2 separate regions of the Homo sapiens genome follow, and region 1 is linked to region 2. A link is an interaction called in ENCODE POLR2A ChIA-PET data of the cell type or tissue named here. Cell type or tissue: Caco-2. All regions are shown on one strand. Each heading gives the region's core, and the rest is flanking DNA. Links, peaks and the distances in the headings are about the cores only.

Region 1 (10,667 bases), core at 1,061-9,060, 700 kb before region 2:
GGATGTGCATCGAGGGCTCCGTGAGCAGGGCCATCCCGGCCGACTGTTTCTCCACATACCTGGTTGCCCAAGACCCTCTCAGCCTTCCTGAGGGTGGGGTGGCCCCATGCTCCCTGCCTCCCACACCACTGTGGCTCCAGGTGCTGGCTTGACCGGCCCCTTCTTTGCCTCCATCACATTGTCCCAATTTTCTCTGATCAAGCACATCCACAGGGACCCTGGGTGCAGCTTATGAGATGGTGGCGTCATGCCCAAAGGGCACGGTCCATACAGACTGTGGTGCCAGCACTGCGTGGGCTGCCAGGGAGCAGTCGTCTGGACATACAGACTGACCGGGTGTGCGGGTGAGGGATGCTTCTCACCCTTCTCCAGGCTTTGCTCAAGACAGCACCCCCACCCTGGCAAGTGTAACCACACTCCCAGGGGAAGCGGAAGCTGGGCCCAGACTCTGCTGTCTTCGGATTCATGCCTCTTTCACCCTTTCCTGACAGTGAGCTGTGAGCAGCTTCCTGCCACTGTGGCCGGCAGATTCCCAACACCCCATCGAGGGTAAGATCTGGTCAGCCAGGAGCTGTGTGTGGAGAGTGGCGATCTGGGGCGGAGGGGGTTCTCAGGGCTCTGCAGGGGGATGGGATCCCTCCTGGAGTCCCTAGTCCTGCCTGGGCTGGCCCTCCGGAAGCAACAGTTCTGCGGATGTGGCCTCTGTGAGCCCTAGGCCTCAGCTCCGTCCTCCATGTGGACTCTGAATTCAGTGGACCTCGGCCAGCATCAGCCATGCCATCATCCTCCCTCTGTAGGGAGTCTGTCCGCCTGAGCCCATGGCTGTTTTCATGGAAGTCATAGCATTGATGCCTGTGCACTGCCAGTGGGATTGGCTCCAGCACCAAGGGCAGAAGTGGATTTCTTCGGGCTGCAGGGACGCAGTGGCCCTGGCTGTGCCGGCAGCAGCTGGTGTTCACTTAGCAGCTTTTCTTCAGGTGAATTTCAAGTTCGTCTACAGGGCCGACTCCCCAGCTCCAGGCACCGTGGCTCTCATCTGTGCAGCCATCTCTTGTGGGGAGGCATGACTGCTGTTGGACAAAGTGTGGCAACAGCCACCCCACTTTTTGGCAGGGAAAATCAAGAATAGCCTGACGATGAGGGCAGGAGGCCATGGCCTTACTTGCAAGCCAGGATTAAGATGGGGCTTGCAGTTTCTGTCTGCCGTTTTGGAAAACACAAGTGGGATTTGGGCCCCAACGTCCATTTGGGTGGGGCTGGCTGGATGGTATGGGATGGCCAGGGTCAGCGTTTGGAGTCCCCAGCCATTCTCCCACCTGGACCCCGCCCAGAACTGCAGGAACCAACCTTCCAACGCGTGACCTTAATATGTAGCCGCAGGTGCCCCTCGGTCCCACCGCTGCGATTTTCCTGGGCTTCCTGACAGCCAATATCGCTTGGCAGATTCCCAGGGTCCAGAGAATGCAGCTGTGGTTTGCTGGAGGACCGTGTACGCTGTGCATGCAGCAGCCACCAGCCTGCCTGTAGACACTCAAAGGTCGGAGATAAATCCGATGTTAGGTGACCCCCGTGTATTGTAAGACAGCTCAGCTGCCCTTGGCTGCGTGCACACCTCATCAAAAATGAATAAACATGAGCCTGCCGGGAGCACTCGTTCGCATCCATCATCACAAAGCGCTGCTGGTGGATGCTCCAGGCCCCTCCGCCTGGGACGTGAGCTTCATGGGGGGAATTTATCACCCACTAGGAGATCTGACGGGGACCTCGGCTCTCCGAAAAGGGAGAACCCAGGGAAAGAAGGCACTCTGCAAATTCAAAGGCAAACCCTTGATGAGAAACTACCCTGGTCTTTGCGGGCAGCCTCCCCTCAACCCACAGTTGCACATCCAGGCTGCTTTTGTTTTTAGCATCGCTTAACTGATGAAAGGTCAAATTGTTGGGTATGCCATTTCACGAGTGAGCATTAAGCACCCTGGCCAAGCCAGAGAACAGCAGAAACAGCTGCCGAATTGAAGGGCGGGAGCCCTGGTGGCAGCTTCCTGGGTCTGGAGGCCAAGGCCGCCCCCAGCCCACCAGCATGGTGCTCGCCTTCCCGTCTGTGATGTGTGACCAAGACGCCACTATCAGCTCAACAGACACGGGCCCTTCAGGCTGCGGCACCCGGATCCGGCTGGATTGTCCTTCTCAACTCGTCCCACCTCCCTTCTGACTCAGGGAGGAGCCACCCGTGCCAGCGACGTCCCCACGTGGTGACATCCTGGCAGCTAGAGATTTTCATTTACTCAATCTCAGACGAATGGGTTGGTAGAAGTAATTTCAACTGTCAAACTTATTTTCTGGGCAGCCTCTTTGTTCAGATATGATGACTGTTGCTAATTTCAAGAAACTTCATTCAGTTCATGCTGCTTTCCTCTTCCAAATAAGTGTTGAAAAGATTGGTCTAAATTGTGGACACCAAGACGCCACATTAGAGCAACAGATTATGGATTTCTTGGGAGTCTGCTGATTTCTCAGCAGGCAGACCCCTGGAAGGAAGGAACTGGGGCAGGGTGTTTGAGGTGGAAGCCTGGGCTCTGAGCCAACGTCCACAGATGTCACTGGAAGAATCTTGGCTGAGAGAACTTCTCTGGGCTGCCCAGGCTCTATCTCTGAACACAAGCATCTCAGGGAGTAGAAGTGTTCGTGTGAGGGTCTTGGGGGCAAGACCTGCTCCTGGGTCTCTTGATGCGGTGTGGGTTCTCAGCTTTCCGCATGCTGCTTTAAAACCAGACTCCTGGGCCCGGCTCCCAGCCCGGCTGATGCAGGCTGCTGCATTTTCGGAGATCTTCAAGGAAGAATGCTGCAAAGGCCGCGGTGTTCAGCCACACAGGAGTGGGGACCAGCTCTCCCCATGCCCCAGCTGTGGTTTCTGCCCCCACCCCACTCCCAGGCCCAGGAGTCCCCTATCCTTCCCATCCTGCTTTTGACTTAAAACTAGCAACAGGAATAAACAAGGGGCCATTGCAATGCCTGGGGCATGTGGATGTCAAGAGGCAGGTGACAGCACAGCTCCAGGAGGGTGGGCGGACAGGCCCAGGGTCTGCCTTGGACTTGCTCTCCCAGTGGGTGGATTCTAGAGGCAAGTGGTGTGACCCTGTGCAGGGAGGCATTTCCACTGGGGAGAGGCTGGGATGGCCCACGGTGCAGGGTCAGTGGAAATCACACATGCAGGGCGTCCTCTCTGGCACTGACTGAGGCCCGGTCAGCCCCCACACAATGCCCTTGGACCCCTCAGCACCTGTCACCAGGCCTGGTCTTCATGGTGCATGTCTACGGAAGGGTCCCGGTGGCACACAGACACCTCAACGTGGACCGGTGCTGGACAGAGGACAGTGTCACTCTAAACTGCCGCGGGCACAGATGCTGGCGCCAGCGGTGGGAGTGTGGAGGGCCAGGGCGGCCTCGAGGGAGCTGGAAGACCCAGCGTGGGAGTGACTGGTGATTGGTTTACCCCGTGTTCAGTGGTGCCCACATTGTGCAGCCTGGACACCGGGAGCTCCTGATCTTCCCCCGACCCCGCGTCTGTCAGCCCTGCCTGGTTCTGCACGTCCTTCCTCAGTACCGCCAGCTCCCGCCGGGAAGACAGCACTCCCTGCTCTCCTCGAGTCCCCGCTTCCCCTGGGCAGCCAAGATGGTCTCTTGGACACACACACCCGGTCCTGCCGTCCCAGCAGCTCCCGACTCACTTGGGATAAAATCCAGCCCCACTGCCCCCTGCCCTGTTCACCTTCCTCCGGCCCCTCTGACCCACTCGGCGGCATCCCCAGCATTGGCATTTCTAGGACCCTCGCCTGAAATGCCCCCGACCCAGAGCCTTCAGAATTATTGTCTTTTACGCAGCTCTTTTTCTAGGTTTCAGCGCAAACACTGCCTCCTCAGAGAGGCCTCCCAACGCTTGTCCGCAGCAGCCCCTGCCCCAGCGTCACCCTCCCAGGAGCTCCGCAGCACAGGCCTCCTGCGGGTGCCACTCCTTTCCTGCGTGGACTCATTTGTCGTGGGCGCCAAGCCCTCGATGAAAGCTCCTCTGGGACAGGGGCTTTGTCACAGAACGTTTACCTCATCAGTCCACACACGGAGGCGTGGACACTCATGGAGCTGCAGGCCCAGTAGCCTCATTTCCATTTCTCCTCCAGTCAATATTTTAACAATGGTTTGCTTCATGTCGACACTGCCTGCGCTGGGCAGCATTGTCATCAATACCATGGTGGAGGGGGAGGTGAGTCAGGGCCATGGGTTCTACCCCGGGCCGCTGTGCCAGTGCCTGTGGGGAGGGGAGGAGGAGAGGCCCTGAGGGACAGGCAGAGTCTCAGTGGACAGAGATGGGTGCTGAGTCAGGGACCGCTAACAGTCCTCTGCTGGACCTGTGTCCCGATCCTGGGCCTGCACCACCGGCTCTACCCTGTAGGCGGACATGGAGATAGGAGGGCAGGGCACTGTGTGAGCCTCCCTGGGGTGCTGCAGGAAACGGTACCTCCCATTTGCGTGCACAGGTACCCTCGCCATCCCGAGTCTTGCTGGCCGGAGTCCAGGTGAGCCGCCCTGTGTTGGCCACGCGAGCAGCTGGGCACAGCTTCACCTCAGACACTGTCCGTTCCTCTCTCTAATCAGCCTGGGGACTGAGTGCACTTGACGCCCTGCGAGATGTCCTTTCCTCACGCCCCAGTCCTCCAGGCACACAGCCACAGCTGGGGACTCAGGGGGCCTCTGTGTGCTCGTCCTGTGCCCCCCAGCCCCCAGCTCCTGTCCCTTTCAGTCCGAGTCTCATTCAGGCTTCTCTTCCCTGTGCCTTTGGGCAGCCGCCCTCGTCCTCCCAAGCTCGGAATGGTGAAGCCGCGCACGGAGCTGAGAACGTTGAGGACAGGTTGTTTCATCATTAATTGGACAGCACAACCTGGTGCTACACTTGCCCTGACAGAGGTTGCGCTGTGCGGCTCCAGGAAGCCAGCGATGGCTCCAGAAAGGGGCCCAGGGCCTACCTCTGCCACGGCCATTCCCACGCGCTCTCACCAAGCAGTCCAGCGCAGGTCCAGTTTGGAAGAACTCTGTCTTTACAACTTCCCTCAAAGCATGGTCTACCAGCATCGATCACACACCAGGCCATGGCAGATTAGGGGGGTCAGTTGGGGTTCAAAGGGGAGGTCTGTGCCTGTGGTGGGGGATGGAAGGCTGCTTCTTGGAGGTAAATCCCAGAGAAACCCAGCTTGGGAAGGCAGATAGGATGTGACATTCCAACACACCTGGGGTTTCACAAATTAACCTTTTAAAAAACATGTACCCTGGAAGAATTTGAGGTTCACAGGGAGTTGCAAAGGGAGGCCCTGTGGACCCTTTGCCCAGTGCCTACAACAGTTGCATGTTACAGGACCGCGGCACAATATCAAGTGAATGAGGTCATTTAAATGGGGATCCATAGAAGGCGCACCCACCCTCCGCACCTGCCAGAGACCTGGCCTGTCATACGAGCCGCGTCAGTGTTTGGTGAATGATGGGCGGACACTCAAAGATGGTCAGTCCAGACCCAAAGTGGAAATGTGTGCGGTGGCTGTGACGTCTTTGCAACAACTTGCCACAAAGGTGACAAACACAAAGGCAAAGGTGACAAACACGAAGGATCCATGGTCCTAAGACCCTCTTTTTAATCCTGGGTTAATTGGGAAGACGCATGTCAGATCATGCCCGTGACGCAGATGGCATCAACTGTAGGCCCTTCCTCCAGCTATTAAAAAAGAAGAGTTTCTTTATAGACCCAACTCTGACATGTATGAGTGTTAAAAAAAAAAAAAAAAAAAAAAGTCAGAAAGCAAAGCCCACTTAAAGGGCTATCTGAGAGCACCACCTTGTTCTAACAGAGACTTAGTTTTGGTTTGCGACATTTTCCCTCCTGTTGTTGAGGCAGAATGATGTGCTCACTTCCACCCTCCAAGCTGAAAACACAAGACTTATGATGCAAAATCCAGCTTTCCCATCTGGCTGAGCTGGCCCTGCAGAGGTGGCCTGGTGAGAGCCTGGGGGGTGCTGGCCTCCCAGCTCCCAGACGGGCGGAACCACCGGCTGACGGTGACAGCCATGGCCCTTCTGGCCCTTCCCAGGTGGAGCTTGGGGAGCAGGTGCAACATGCAAGAAGCTGCCCTACCGCACCCACCTGGCATGAGCCTGGCACTGTGTCTCCCCCCCCCCCGCCATGCCTCCTGTCCATGCCGCCTCCCTCCATCCATGGCTTCTTTCTGGCAATGATCCTGTTAAAGCCACTAGAATTTTTTAGAATCTGCTCTTAGTAGCAATTCAGAGCAGAAAAGGATGGAGGACTCATTAGTGCTGGCCTTGAGCAAAGTCACAAACTCCAGAGGCTGCGGGACCATGAGTCCCGGTAAGGCTGCCCAGGTGGAGCTGCCAGGACTGTGGAAACCGGGCAAAGAGGCTCCTCCACCCCTGCTGGGTGTTCCACGCGGGAGTCCAGGTATCTCCACGAAGCACCTACTTCTTCAATGTAACAACCAGGTATAAAGCAACTGCCAGCCAAACAAAACCCGGGTGGCCCAGGGTGGCTGAGGACTAGGCCTTCTGGGACCCAAGCCAAGAGTGAGGTCGCATCCCACTCAGAGGGTCCAGACTCAGTGACATCCACGAACCCACAGGTCCTGCCGGGAACGACCGCCCCGTCCACCCCTCTGCCTCCTGAGCTGCAAACACAATCCATATTCAAACAGTCAGGCGCACCCACATGTAACAGACTTGCCACGGCTGATGTTTGAAAATGGATACACGCAGGACTTGGGGGAAAGCAGAACCAAGAGTGAGGTGCAAGCGAGTCCCGGCGTCACCTGCCTTCGATGATGAACACTTCGAGGCATTTTACTGCTAACATTCACTGACTTCTGTCTAATATGTCTGATTCATAGGAGCACCAAAGTGAATTAATTATAGTTATTAAACACTCTTTGTTTGATAAGAAGAGAACAGATGCCTTGCGGGCGTTTCTGTTGTAAGTGGAGGGCAGCAGGGCCACGCTCCAAGGCAGGGGAAGACAAGAAGGAAAGACGGGGAGGGGCGGCCTCTGGCTCCCATGGGGGCTGCTGGGCCACCCAGAGACGAAGGTCAGAGAAAGGAAGGTCGCCACGTCACCCAAGGCTCAGCCGGCCGCAGCCACCTGTGGGTGTTTCCATCCTTAGCTCCGGGGTGGAAGACCGCTGGTGCAGATCCCCGAGGAGCTGCCCCCTTGGGAGCGGGTATCACAGCCGGAAAAGCAGGAGTCCAGAACCCTGCTCAGCAGCTTTTCCACCACTGTGCATGGAATAGACAACTCAGGAACAGAGACAGGCTTGGGGAGGGGCCAGGAGACACGGTGGGGACAGACTGAGGAAGCCAAAGGAGAAGGTGGAGCTGCTTCCTTTTCCAGAGGCTGCAGCTGCAGCCCTGCCTCTGCCCGCCCACTTCACCCAGGCCTTCGCTGCAAGCAGCCTGCCCCAGCTCCTGGGCCGGAGGCCCACCCCTCCTCCTGCCTCCAAGCCTCAGATGGCTGAGGCCCACCCTCCTCCTGCCTCCAAGCCTCGGATGCCTGAGGCCCACCCTCCTCCTGCCTCCAAGCCTCAGATGGCTGAGGCCTACCCTCCTCCTGCCTCCAAGCCTCAGATGGCTGAGGCCCACCCTCCTCCTGCCTCCAAGCCTCAGATGGCTGAGGCCCACCCTCCTCCTGCCTCCAAGCCTCGGATGCCTGAGGCCCACCCTCCTCCTGTCTCCAAGCCGCTGAGACCCTTCGCTCACTTGAAAGCCAGGCCAGAGCTCCAGGAAGCAGGCAGCTTCCTCCAGGCCCCACTGAGCAGACCCCTCCCCAGGTGGGGGGCAGCGCAGCCCCTCTCTTCCCTGCACTTGTTCTTTGTTTCTTTTCATTTTCTTCTTTTTCTGCCTTCCCTGGTTTTAAATGAGCATTCTATAAAACTCTGTTTCTCTCCGTAGCGGATCAATTGTGCTTCTTTTCATAATGTTTTAGTGGTTGCCCTAGAGTTTGCAATCTACACTAACCCGATGTACAAGAATCCAAGTCCACTTTCAAACCCCCACGAGTGTCACGGGTGGTGCAGGGCCTCACGTGGCGTGTCCCAGGCCCTCCTTCCTGTCTCTTGGGTGTTGCTGTTATTGATTTCACTTACCAATCAAATACATTCTGGGTGCTACGACCGTGAACAGTTTAGTGTTAGACTGATTGGGAGCTACTATTGGAGTATGAGGTTGATTCTCACCATGAGTTCAAGACCAGCCACAGCAGCCTGGGGGCCTGTTAGAAACGCCTTGAGGGTGAGCCGCTGCTCCGGGGGCCACAGATGTAGGGAGATCTAAGGGTTCACTCTGAATTGTGGGGACACCTTCTCCGCATGTCACTCCCCCCTACCCTGGTCCTCCCTGGGTTCACTAGGACAGGACAACCTCCTCCCTCGGCCTCACCCACCAGGCCTGTCTGCCTCCATGTCCACTGTGGGTGTTGCTGCCTGGGAGTGGGGGGGTGGTATTTCCCCCAGCTCTGACTATCCAGTTCCTTTGTTCCTGGGTACTTGGGCTTTTGACAGCTCTGCCCCAGACCCCCAAGCCCGGGCCCCAGCTGGTGCTGAGACAGGAGGGCTCCTGGGCCAGGACATGTATGGGGTGGCGAGCCCCTGCCCAGGGCCACACTGGTGTGTATAACGACCTGGGCCACCCATCCTTTGCTCCTTGCAGGTACTCGGCCTCCTGAGTTTTGTGCAGGGCAGGCTCCCGGGGTCCTACCCTGGACACTCATCCCACCCGGAGCCTATAGATCAGAGCACCCCAAGTGGAAGGAAGTGTCTCTGAGGTGCCTGGGCACCTGCGAGCTCAGAGGGAACAATGACTCAGGGATTGCAGCTGCGATGGAGCCCTCTCTAATAGAGAGATCTGGAACTCGGAGGGGACAATGACTCGGGGTTGCAGACATGTTGGATCCCTCTCTAATACAGAGATCCGGAGCTCGGAGAGGATGGTGACTCGGGGGTTGCAGGTGCGATGGAGCCCTCTTTAATAGAGATCTGGAACTTGGAAGGGAGGATGGCTCGGGGGTTGCAGATGCATTTGAACCCTCTCTAATAGAGAGATCTGGAAGCGAGAGCAGCCTCCAGGGGAAGCAACAGCCAACAGCGCAGCCAGATCTTAGCACCTGCAGGAAGGCTGGAGCTCCTGTGCCTGGCTGGGGTCCTGGGAGACTTATTAGCTGGTGAAATAATCAGCTGTGTGGGGCCCTGTTCCCTTAATCCACTCTGCTTCCCTCCAGTAAAGGGTCATAAAGCAGAACCACAAGACACACAGTGCCATTGGCTCCCACCGGTGACGAGCCTCTAATTCACTCCACATGTGTCCTTCCCAGGCCCGGCACCGTGACGTAGCACAAATGGGCACAGCACTGTATTTTTAAAGGATTAGGTTATTTTACTGACATGGATTTAACACTATTGATTTTTGGCCCATCACAAATCCCATGTAGCTCCACATTTTACTACGAGGTGAATGCTGCATTTATATTCTTAAGCATTCTGCAAATATCTTCATTTTGATCGACGTCCCTTCAGCAAAGCACAGATGTCAATGCACAAAGCCATGGAAGGCCCATCCAACTTCTGTAGATCTTTCCAGGACAGTTTGTCTTCTCCTTCACAGTAACCTTGAATAGGGCAGGAGAAACTCTGCCCCACGTTTTCCCCATCTGGGGAATTGGAAGACTACTTATCTGCCTCCGCAGAGATCCTTTAGAATGTTTTTTGGTAAATGAGAAAAAAGGGCAGAAGACTAATAGGTTAAGCTCGGCATTATTAAGGTGCTTTGAAAATAGTCTTGTGGTTGTATCTTTATAACCCCTAAACTATAGAAGTTATTCAAAGATACATCTGCGAAGTGTGTACAGGTTACCATTTGAGGTTCTGTGGAAGCAACCCGTTTGGGGAGCAGAGCCTCCTTCTGCGTACGTAATTCAGAGCATGTAGGAGAATCAACCTTGTTTTGTTAGCAGCTAAGTTTGTGTCAAAAACAGATTTGCATGAGATAGGATGAGAAGGAGATCTGACTCCTGAAGAGGAGGGTGCAGAGGTCTTGTCCACGCAGCCCTGGGTGGGAGGGATGATCCCTCTGGGTGGACCCTAAAGGACTGAGCGTGCGTTTGGCATAAGCCCAGTCATTAGATTTGCTCAAATATTGCCAGGCGTCTGCTCTGGCCCAAGAATGGCTCTAGACTCTGCAGATGCTCTAAGACACATGCCTCTGGGGGCCTCAGCTGTACTCAACTGCTTTGAGGTGTGTCCAGTGCATCCCAGGTGGGCGTTTCTGGGCAGTGACAACATGGAGCGCTGATGGTTGTGAAGGCTGGCAGCCTCCACATGCACCTGTGTCCCAAGCCTCTGCACACAGCCTAAGACCTGGGCTGGTTCTGTCCTTTCACAGCTGAGGCACAGGACTTGCCCGCAGCCACACAGCAGCTTTCCTGGAGGAATGGACCCCTGCCTTTGGCATCACCTCCTATTCACGAATGCAGGGGACGATCCTGGGAGGAGAGATTTTCTGAGGTTCAGTTCGATGCAGAATGGCAGGTGACCTGGTCAGACACAGGGAAGCACATCTACCCACCCAGGAGA
Region 2 (10,667 bases), core at 1,124-9,123:
ACCCCATTGAAGACTACTGAGTGGGCATCTGAGGTCACCCTAAGGTGGAAAGCTTGGGCTGCCCTTGCTGCTGGGGCTGCTAAAGCGGGGGTCAGGGAACTTGGGTCACTGTTGATCACTGTGTCTCCATGTTCTGGAAGACGGGGAATCTGCACGTGTCATGATACCAAGCTGAGGTTAAAAATTGCAGAGAGATGCAGAGAGGGGAATGTGCCATCCTCACAGCCCCTGGGTCCAGGTGTTCCTGAAGAGCCTCCCTCCTTAGACCCGGCTGGAGGAGCTGGTCGATGACTCCATCATGCCTAAGCTGATTCGAATTCAGTTTCTGTCACTGCAACCAAAGGAGGTAACCAGTAGCCAGTGTTACAATAAACCTTCTTCCAAAATAAATAAATAATAAATAAATAACATCTATCAGGATGTTCAGATTTAGAGTGTTGAACAAAAGCTACCTCCCCCCAACCTCTCATTGCACAAAAGCTCCCCCATCCTACACATTTCAAGTACAACTAGCTGGCCACACTAAAACAGCCAACTTGATTTTGTCTAATGATTTGTAGTTATGCTTTCTTCAGGCCATATTTTCATCCTCAATATCAATTAGTATTCCTATTTCTTTTCATAAAACCTTAACAAATCAATCTAGTGGTAGATATGACCCAGGATTAGTCAATCAGTTTTGAAGTCATGAGAAATATCCATTTTATTCCAGAATCTATACTTCATCAATAATTCCTTCAGAGAATGCATATTAATATTTTAATGCAGAGAGAATGACAGGAAGACAAAAGGCCCGTGGTAGCTGCCTTGGAGTGAAAACATCATCACAGCATTAAAATGGACTCTGGAAGTGAGTGACAGCTGTCCTCAGATAGAAAGGAGGCAGGTTTCAGCAAGGAGGTGGGCCTGCAGAGTGCTAACGTCACCCATCTCTGTTTGTACAGTGTTTGCATTTGTTTCCCTGAAAGATTATCCTAAATCCCCAATCCTCAGTTGCATCTCTGCATCAGGAAAAGGTAAATTCATCTGTAAAGAAATTTGGCATTAACAGTTTAACCTTCCAGCACGGTATGTGTGCAGAAGCCACATCTGTGTTCCCCAAAGAATCCTGTGTTCTTTCCAATAACACGGTAACGAGAGGTCATGCCAAATGGTTACTGGAAAGCTGCAGGAGCTAACACCACATTTTCTAATCCTTCCAAGAGAACCAGGGAAAAGATGAAGGAATTTTCTCCAGGTTTCCTCTATTGAAAATTAATCGCTATGCAAAAACCACAGCCAAGTGAGAGTTTTGTAAATATTGCTTTCAAATGAAATGCAGCTTTCAAAAGTACTCATGAGAAATTGGAGATGTTAGTGTCTGCCCATTGTATTGCATATAAGTTCAGAATCATGAAAGAAGATTAATATAATCATACTGTTCTGTGGTGCATATGTGTGACTGCATTTTGAAACTGGATTGAGAAGAGCTACTGTTTTTAAATGAAATTTTCTAACATTTAAAAATCACAACAGCAAACCTCCTACATATACAAGACAGACCACAACATGCCTGGGAGTCACACAGTCTATTTTCAACAATGTAAATAGTACTTAGGAATCTGTGTGCATTGTTTCACGATGGAAATACAGTGGGCATCTTTTAATTCTGTAATCAGTGTCTTCACAGGAAAGCGTTTCTCAGTAAAGGGTAATTTTTTCTGTCTTCCAAGGACCAGAATCCAAACACATCACTGGAACTAGGTAGAAATTGTCCATGTTCTCAACAAATTTGGAGACTTTCCCAGAAAAGTTTACATGAGCATATAAACCACGTGCTTGGTAACTTTTCTAATGGAAATTTTGAATGTGCCTCTTACAAATAAGTTTACTTCAACACTTCTCCTGATGTTTTTACACCTATTTGATCATGGTAAGTATGTATAAAACTCCTGGCTGACTTCTTACTGTCATCAGGGTGCTTTGCACTGGGTTCAGCATGGGGCAGTTGCTTTTCTCCACACTCTCACTTCTCCAGCACTGCATGATATCTAAAAATATTTGAAGCTCCTTATTGTATCTTGAATATGTATTTTAAAAACATCAAGTCACTGAGTGCATTTCTGGGATGAGAGAACCGTGGAAATTTTTTTTTCTTGCTACTGGCTTTCTGAAAATGATTGTATCTGTAGAGAATCTGAGACAAGAGAGGAAAAAGTCTTCTTTAGTCCTAAATGAGATTCTTTATCTCACCAAGTTTCACAGAATTTGCTGATGTTTCAGTTTGAGGCCAGCGTCTCAGCCCCTGAGCTGCTAATTGGCTTCAGTCCTCACCTGGGAAAGGAGACTTTGGTTACCTCACCGAAACCCACTGTGGCCCTCCAAGAGAGGCTTTTTCAAACTCTCCTCCTGATAAAGTTTTTGTTATGCAATTTGCTGCCTTCACTGAGGACCCTAGGATGATCTCCAGGGATGCTGAGAACTGGCCTGAGGGGAAATGACTGATTCCCCAGGGAAGCTGGACTTTCACCCTGCTGCTCTGGGAGGCGGGTGTTGGAAGCTGCACAGACAGTCCCGCCATGGCTGGGGTGAGGGCACCTGCTTGGGTGGCACACCTGGCTCTGGTTTCCACATGGAGGAGCCCATCAGGCTTTGTGGAAGTGAGTAACCTGGACAACCGTGCAGTGATGTCCAGTGAGAAAAATGTCCTCAGAGGCCCCCAAAGCAACCCAAAGTCACACAGGGTTAGAATATGAAAGATGGTTGGGCTGATATCCTCTTATTAGGTGAACTTTGGGAGACTGGCCGCCTCCCTTCCTGAGTTGCAGCTTTTTCTTTTTTTGAAAAAAAAGAAAGTGCCCCCTCTTCCTACACATGCTCGCCTCTTCTGGAAGCCATCCTGGGTAACTCAGTTAGATGACATTTAGGAACAAGGAAAGCAGGTTTGAGTTTCTGTTCTGCCACATCCCAGCCTTGAGGCCCTGATACATTCCTAACTCTGGAGTCCTCAGTTTGCTTATCTGAGAGGTGAAGATGACAAACACTGTTCACTGTGCGGGGAGCACCTGCAATTTCTGTGCTTGCTTCCTGTCGATGTCCATCCACTCCTCTTTCTGAGCTTGGCTGTCCTCTGATGCACCTCACCTCTCTCCACTCACAGCCCACCTGTAGCCATGATGTGGCCAAATCAAAGTCAACAATAGGCTGAGCTCCTGGATCCAGCCGAGCCTAAAGCCAGTCGTCCTTCTGCATTTTCCTACCTGACAAGGCCACAAACTCCCTGCGCGGTGCCGAAGAGAATTTGGGGTTTGTTTCTCATCACCTGCAACTTTAAAGAGCTGGCTGATCCAGTGGTTCTCAGGCTTGAAGGTGCCCCAAGGTCACCTGGAGGCCTTGCCCAAGTACAGACTGCTGGGCCTCACACCCAGTGTTTCTGATTTAGCAGATCTGGGGAGAGGCCTGAGAGCTGGCCCTTCTAACAAGCCCTTAGGTGACGCTGATACTGCTGGTCTGCGGATGCTGATACTGCTGGTCTGTGGATGCTGTTACTGCTGGTCTGAGGATGCTGATACTGCTGGTCTGAGGATGCTGACACTGCTGGTCTGAGGACCACACTTTGAGAAGCACTACATTAATTCTGCCTGTGCTCTGCGGCTGTGGTGAGAATTCCATGAGCCAGTGTAGAAGATATCTGTGGTCTAGAACAAAGTGCCACAAATATAGTGACTTAAAACGGCAAGCACTGATCTCAGGATACATTTTCATGGTCAAGCGTGGGGTTTCAGCTGGTGGCGGAGGTGTCAGCCAGGCAGTGCTCCTCTGATTTCTCTTCCCAGCTCACATGGCTGTTGGCTGGAATTCAGTTCTTTGCAGCTGTAGGACTGAGGTCTCTGTATTCTTGCTGGCTGTCAGCCAGGAGCTGTTCTCAGGTCTTAGGGGTGCCAACTCTCATAGACCCTCTGATGACATGGAGGCTCCTTCAAGGCCAGCAGGGGTTTCTTCCAGTGCAGTCTGTGAAGATGACATCTCTGTGGGGTGCCATGTAGCCAAGAGAGACATCCCAATGCCTGTGCCGTGTTCTGTTGACTGGAAGCAACTCAGAGGCTCTGCTTATGCTAGAGGGTCAAGGTGAGGGGATTGCACAAGGGTAGGACTCACTGGGGTCCATCTTAGGACTCTGCTTGCCCCAGAGAGCACATGTAACGTCTTTCGTGTACTGTTAGGGTAATGTGTTAATGCCAAGAAATGATAGGTGCTATTAACATTAATTTGGATGGTGATGAAATGATTCTGAGGGTTTGGTAACAAGGAAAGTAGGGGGCACAGAGAGTGGATGAGCAGCCTCCTCTTCATGTGGGTGCACCTGTGGTGCAGGTGTGAATGTCTCTGCTGGCAGACAAGGAACCAGAAGCTTCCAGAGCAGAGCAGGTGGCACCATCGATGGGAGAATCAGAAGTGTGAGCGGAGTCAGCTGCCTAGACCAGCGATAGAATCCAAACCCATGGGCTCAGAGCCAGGGGTGAGGCCAGGGTGCCCAGCGACACTGCAGGGCAAGATGGTGTCACAAGGAAAATAAACCAAACGGCAAATTAATCAAATAACTCTTCAGCTGAGGCAAAGTGTGAATGCTTGAGAAGAAAAATGCATGAGGTGGGAAGAAAAGATGAACACGAAACAATCTTCTATTTTTCCATTTCTGTGTAAGCAAGACCCCAGAAATTATTAATCTTATAACAAGCTGGGAAAGTTTCCGGTCTCCTGAGTGGTTTCTGAAGTCACAAGGAACTGAAGCAACCGACTCTATTGTCTCTTCTCTGCCCTTCTTAGGCAGCAATTTACTAAAATACTGGGAATTTATTTCTCTCCCAGAGGAATGAGTGGTTTAAAGTGTGTCTCCAGGTGCAGGCTCCTCTGGGGGATACCCTTGATTTTCAAATGCAAGACGTGCATTTGATGGACCCCAGCATTCAGATGTGGCTTCTTCAGAAGTTGTGGTTTTCCCAGGGAAGCTGGTTTAGTTATGTTCACACTGGCAGATTAGAAAGTTCGCTCATCTTAATTCTTGAAATTCTCAGTATTTCAAAACTGGGTGGAGACTGTAGAAAGTGACCAAGAATCTTACTAATGAGCTGATGCAAGAAAACCCTTCAGAGGGAGTTAGCTTTGGGGCCTTAGAAAAGTTTTGATGCCCTCAGGTGTCCTGAGAGCATTGAGATTTCCATCTGGATGTTACTATTATTCAGTGTTGGGGGTGGGTGAATATGCAATGACGATGATGCTCCACCTGCCTATATCTGTCCTTGTATCCATCAATTCCTCTCATCTCATCTCATCTCATCTCATCTGTCATCTCTATGACTTTTCACCCCATAAAACATTGTGTTACTATATAGGTCTTAGAAATTTTCTCCTTTGTGGGGAGGTTTATCTTTTTAACTAATGCTGTTCAAAAATTGCCACTTCTAGGCAAAAGGCTGTGCTCTGCTCAACAAATTCACACCCAATGATGCTGTGAATTTGCTTAAACTATTCAGTCCTATAAGTACATGGTTTTTGCTTCTTTGATATACATTGTATTTTGCTTCAAAATACTCAGTGCCATCTGTATCTACATATTAATTTGTGTTACCCAACAATGACAGTGAATAAATGCATTTCATTTTGGTATCATGGTGATTGATTAAAGTAATAGAATTTCAGGAATAGAATGGGTCTGTTTAAGGAACCTCTAGTCCAAGGCCCATGCAGTTGATTCTTTTATTTTCTCCATAACATCCTCAACGAGAAGGAAGGGCTGAGAGCATGGATGTTGGTTTTGGGAGGACCTGGGATTGATCTTAGGAAGGGCGCTTTGCTTCTCTGGGATGCCTGCATCTGTTAGGTGGAGTAGGAAGGGGTCTTTTGCTCCCAGGGAACATGGATGGTTGGTAGCCTCACACTATGGGAACCTCACATGGACCTGGGAAGGGTCTCCTTGACTTACCATGCTGAACAGTGCTGGGTACCTTCCTGTGACCATTGCCACTCCCCTTCCCAGCTCAGGAAACCCTACTCTGGTTCAAGCGGCTACCTGCTGAGGGAAGCTGGGCCCTTGATAAACCACGCATTCCCACCTTGACATCATTCTCACTTGCCACAGGAAGGGCTCATGGTGAGCATGGAACCATTTCTGGCCAATGGTACATGAAGGGGAGACTGCTGTGGAGGCTCAGAAGGAGCTTACTCCCTGATTAAAAGAGGAAAGGAGAAGTTGCTCCTTCCTTCTTCCTGTCTCGAATTTGGTTATCGTTGCATGGGACACTCAAAGCTGTGCAAACAGAGGGCAGAAAGCCCCAGGCTTAACCAGCAACACAGGGAAGATGGCAGAGTGGAAGTAGAGGAAGAACCTGGGTCCTCAATGGACCACTGCATCAGGCCCAAGATCCTCTCCCTCCAAACGTTTTGTTAAGTGAGATGATTGCATGTCTTTGAGTTTAATGCATTCTTAGCTGGTGATTCTGTTTCTTGCAGATGAATCTATCGCAATAGACAGAATCACAAAACCAACCTCTCGTTTTCGAGCAGGCAGTCCTTCTTGGCATTCTTCCTTCCATCTCCTGGAAATACTTCCAGATTGAGAGCCCTAGAGGTATGACTGAGATCCCTTCAAAGCTGGCCTCTCTTCATCCCCAACAACCAAGATCCAAGAGGGCGAAAGAGGGAGCCCGAGGTGAGAGAGTAAATTAGGAAAACGTGGCTTTCCATCTTCCCTGGCCATTTCCTTGTCCCTTTTGAGCTCTCTGCATTTTTTTTTTAATGTTTGCCTTGGTTCTTAATGAAGTCCTTACTTGGGCAAACTGCCTAGAAACTTCAGTTGAAAACTTGACCCTGGAAACTTCCTTAATGAGAAGGAATGTAATTAATAACTAGGCTTATATATGCTGATAATTTAACTCTGGCTCAAAATAAAATTTTTTAAGACTCAGGGGAAAGGGTTAATGTTTTATTTGCCTGGAAAGGCTGAGTGCATCTTCTCTCTTCGGAAGAGCAGGACACTCAAGGTAATGAGCCCAGGGACCAGCACAATAGGGTGCTTAATAAGTGTTCAATGAATTAATCAGTAATAAGGCAGGAGACATTTTTAAAATCTGGGGGACAATGAATACAAAAAGGAACCAGGAGGAAGACTTTACGGTTTCCTGACTTGGGGCCTTGGGGAGGTGGCGTTGGGGCTTTCAGGGTGACTTTTCCAATAGGCACCCATTGTTCTGGTACAGGAGAGCATCAGAAATGAGGAACAGCTGGAGCAAAGTCAAGGTGACCATGAGAATCTGTAGGACCATGGAGAGCAACAGGTTGACTACAGCAGGTTGATCTTGATTCTCTCTGAGAGACCTGGAGAGCTAAGGTTAACTAGGTCAAGAGGAAGCTACGTTTTTACCTTCTGACAGTGGTTCCCAAAGTGTACCCCCTGGACCTCCAGGGTACCTCTAGGGTACCCTCTTTTGAAGGGTTCATAAAGTCAAAACTATTTTCACAATCATACTATGACATTATCTGTCTTTTCCACTGGCATTAACACTGATGGGGCAAGAACAACTGTAGGCAAAAGTGCTGGCACCTTTGCATGGACCAAGGATGGGGCACTGAACAGCATGGGCCATCCCTGCACCCTTCATCACCACGCTTTTCAGGAAAATAAAGCAATGCCAATATCACTTAAGAACTGACTCATAGAAACAGTAAAAAGTATTAATTTTATTAATTCTTGAACTTTGGGTGCTCTGAGCAAACACTTTGTGTGATGATGAGGGAGATGGGCCTAAGGGTCTTCTGTGGCTTACCAGGACCCAATGGCTGCCCCAAGGAAAAACTCGGTACGCTCATTTGAGCAGAGCACTGAACTGCTCTGTTTTTCAAGAAACAGCAGTTTTACTTGAAAGATTAACTGACAGATAAACTACAGTTGTTCAGACTTGGATATTTTGCAAATCTTCACCAAAATAAATTAGGTCCAATCTCCTGTGCAGAAGAATTCCAAATAATTCACGTAGGTGCTCCAACCTCAAGGAGGGGGTGCCTCACTCCCACTCCCTAGGTACAGGTTGCACCCTGCATAGGGAGTTCCCTCCAAAGAACACAGTGTGCAGGGGGTGACAGAAAAGGGAAACCTTATCAGGGAGAAAGCTGATGAAAGCTCCTTGAGGCAAGCAGGTGATCAAGGTCAACATCAAGAGTTGAAAATATGCTCCCTGGATAAGATGTGGTGAAAATGGCACTTTGCCTCTGTGGTCTTCCTCCCCAAAGCCCATAACCCCAGTCTAACCACAAGAAAGAAAATCAGACAAATCTCAACTGAAGGACATTCAACAAAATACCTGACCAGTTGATGTGGTCTGGCTGTGTCCCCACTCAAATCTCATCTTGAACTGTAGCTCCCATAACTCCCACATATTGTGGGAAGGACCTCGTGGCAGGTGCTTAGATCATGGGACTGGCCCCCTCATGATGTTCTCATGATAGTGAGTTCTCACGAGATCTGATGGTTTTATAAGGGACTTTTCCCCCTTTTGCTGGGCACCTCGATCTCCTGCCACCCTGTGAAGAGGTGCCTTCCAGCATGACTGTAAGTTTCCTGAGATCTTCCCACCCATGTTGAACTGTGAATCAATTAAACCTCTTTCCTTTATAAATTACCCAGTCTTAGTCTATGTCTTTATTAGCAGCATGAGAAAAGACGAATACACCAGTACTCCTCAAAACTGCCAGGGTCATCAAAAATATGGCAAGTCTGAGAAACTGTCACCACCAAGATGAGCTTAAGGAGACACGATGGCTAAATGCACTGTGATATCCTGGATGGGACTGTGGGGCATCCCAGAATCCTTTTCTGTGAGAAAAATGACCGTAGGTAAAAACAAAGGACATCTGAATAAACTATGGGCTTAAATTAATAACAATGTATCAGTATTCACACCAGTGGAAATTGGATGTGGGGTGTATGTGGACTCTGCATTCTCTTCACAACTTTTCTGTAAACCTAAAACTCTGCTAAAATAAAAAGTGTATTTAAAAATATAAACGAAGTGAGCCTGTCACTTTGAGGAAAGTAACGAATAGTATTTGTTTCCAGTGATAAAATTTGAGCTTCTAAGTTCAAATAAAAATTTTGGAAAACTTGTATCTACACTCATTGTCTTGGCAGTATCCCCAGACTTCAAGCCTTTTCTAATGAGATCTGGTGATATTAGCAAATGTTATTCATTTTCTGATATTGCATAATGGAAAATCTGCCTAACATAGTGAACTTTTGTTTTCCCACTGACCAACATGATGTTATCAAATTATGCACTGGTAAAAGATTCCCTTACACTTCAAATAGGCCAGTGGATTTTCACTTAATAGAACATGAAAAGTTAATTCATGTAACTTCAGACTTGCATTGCATGTAACCTTTAAAAAAATGACTGCTGCTAAGTTTTGGTATAGTATCAAAAAAGAATGTGCACAAGGAACTGAAGAGATCTGTAAACACTGTTGAAATCCGTCTCCCTTCCAACTGCATATCTGTATGAGACTGGACTTTTTCATCCATTTGCACCCAGCAACATACCACAGCAAACTGAACATGGAAGCAGTTACAAGAACCCAGCATTCTTGGATGGTTAGATTTCTCTGATAAAGCTGTGTTCTCTTTTCCCTTCTGAGTAAACTTCAGGATGGATTTAGGATCTAGTCACACCTCCTTTGTAACAGTGTCCATTCTATTGAAATTGACCATTTATGTGTCTGTCTTCAATGCAATAAGACAATTAGTATTTCTGGCTCTGGAATAGGACCACCAGAGTCTTATTTTGGGATACCCCATTATGAGGTCTGTGTTACTGTTCAAGTTAATTCAACTTCCTAAGCTTCAATTTCCTCACTTTCAAAAAGCACATGATGACAGGATGGACAACAACATCCTATCTTAAGTTTTATATGAGATAAAGCTCATAAATATACATATTTCCATATATGTATTGCATATACAGTATAAGAATATGAATTTATATGCTTATTGTATGCACCTACTCATATTTATAAGTTTATGTACATATATCATGTATTTACATTTACTTGACTGTTATTACCACTTCTGCACCATTTCACTGTGGGGTCTGGCAGGTGGAGCCTTGTCTTAGGTGCCTGGTACATAGCTTGGCACAAAATGAGTCTTCAGTGATTGTTAACTTAAATTGCAGTGGGGGTAGAATTTTGCTATGTACATAAAATATACATGATATACATATTAGTTTTGCAATGCACATAAAATAATTATACTATATTATCATGATAAAGTCCCTTTCCTCCCCTTCCTACAGGAAAAGTTGATTCTTTAACTATACTTTTTAGAAGTTTTTTGAAGTATAATTGATAAAAATTGCACATATTTAACTTATACATTTTGATAAATTTGGACATATGTATGCACCTGTGATGCCATCACCACAATCAAAAGACAAAGCATGTCCATCACCTCTAAACATTCTGGTGTGTTCCTGTGTGGGAGTTTGTTATTTTGCAATAAAAACCCTTAATGTGAGATCTGGCCCCTTAACATATTCTAAAGTGCACTATTCAGTATTGGTAACACTAACCACTGTGTGATTCAGCAGATCTCTGGAACTTATTCACCTCTCCTAACTGGAACTTGAGTCTATTTCCCC

What was found. Peaks named below come from ENCODE experiments on the same cell type or tissue, not always from the same donor. Only the 100,000 strongest peaks of a DNase experiment are listed, where the experiment ranks them.
Region 1: POLR2A ChIA-PET joins it to region 2 with 12 read pairs; 2 of 35 experiments call an interaction of 5 or more read pairs at or near these places.

What each region holds. Positions count from the first base shown.
Region 1 is chr20:61,656,635-61,667,301 of GRCh38, reverse strand. The region is part of intron 2 of CDH4 (cadherin 4); the gene reads right to left. Among named protein-coding and RNA genes, the nearest start is that of CDH4-AS2, 58 kb to the left of the region's middle. RefSeq lists enhancers at 4,150-4,663, 4,664-5,177. In Caco-2, for the core only: no CTCF peak of the experiment used is centred there; DNase peaks (open chromatin) are centred at 3,636, 4,423 and 7,338; H3K27me3 peaks cover 410 bases.
Region 2 is chr20:60,954,460-60,965,126 of GRCh38, reverse strand. No RefSeq gene overlaps it. Among named protein-coding and RNA genes, the nearest start is that of LINC01718, 120 kb to the left of the region's middle. In Caco-2, for the core only: no CTCF peak of the experiment used is centred there; no DNase peak of the experiment used is centred there.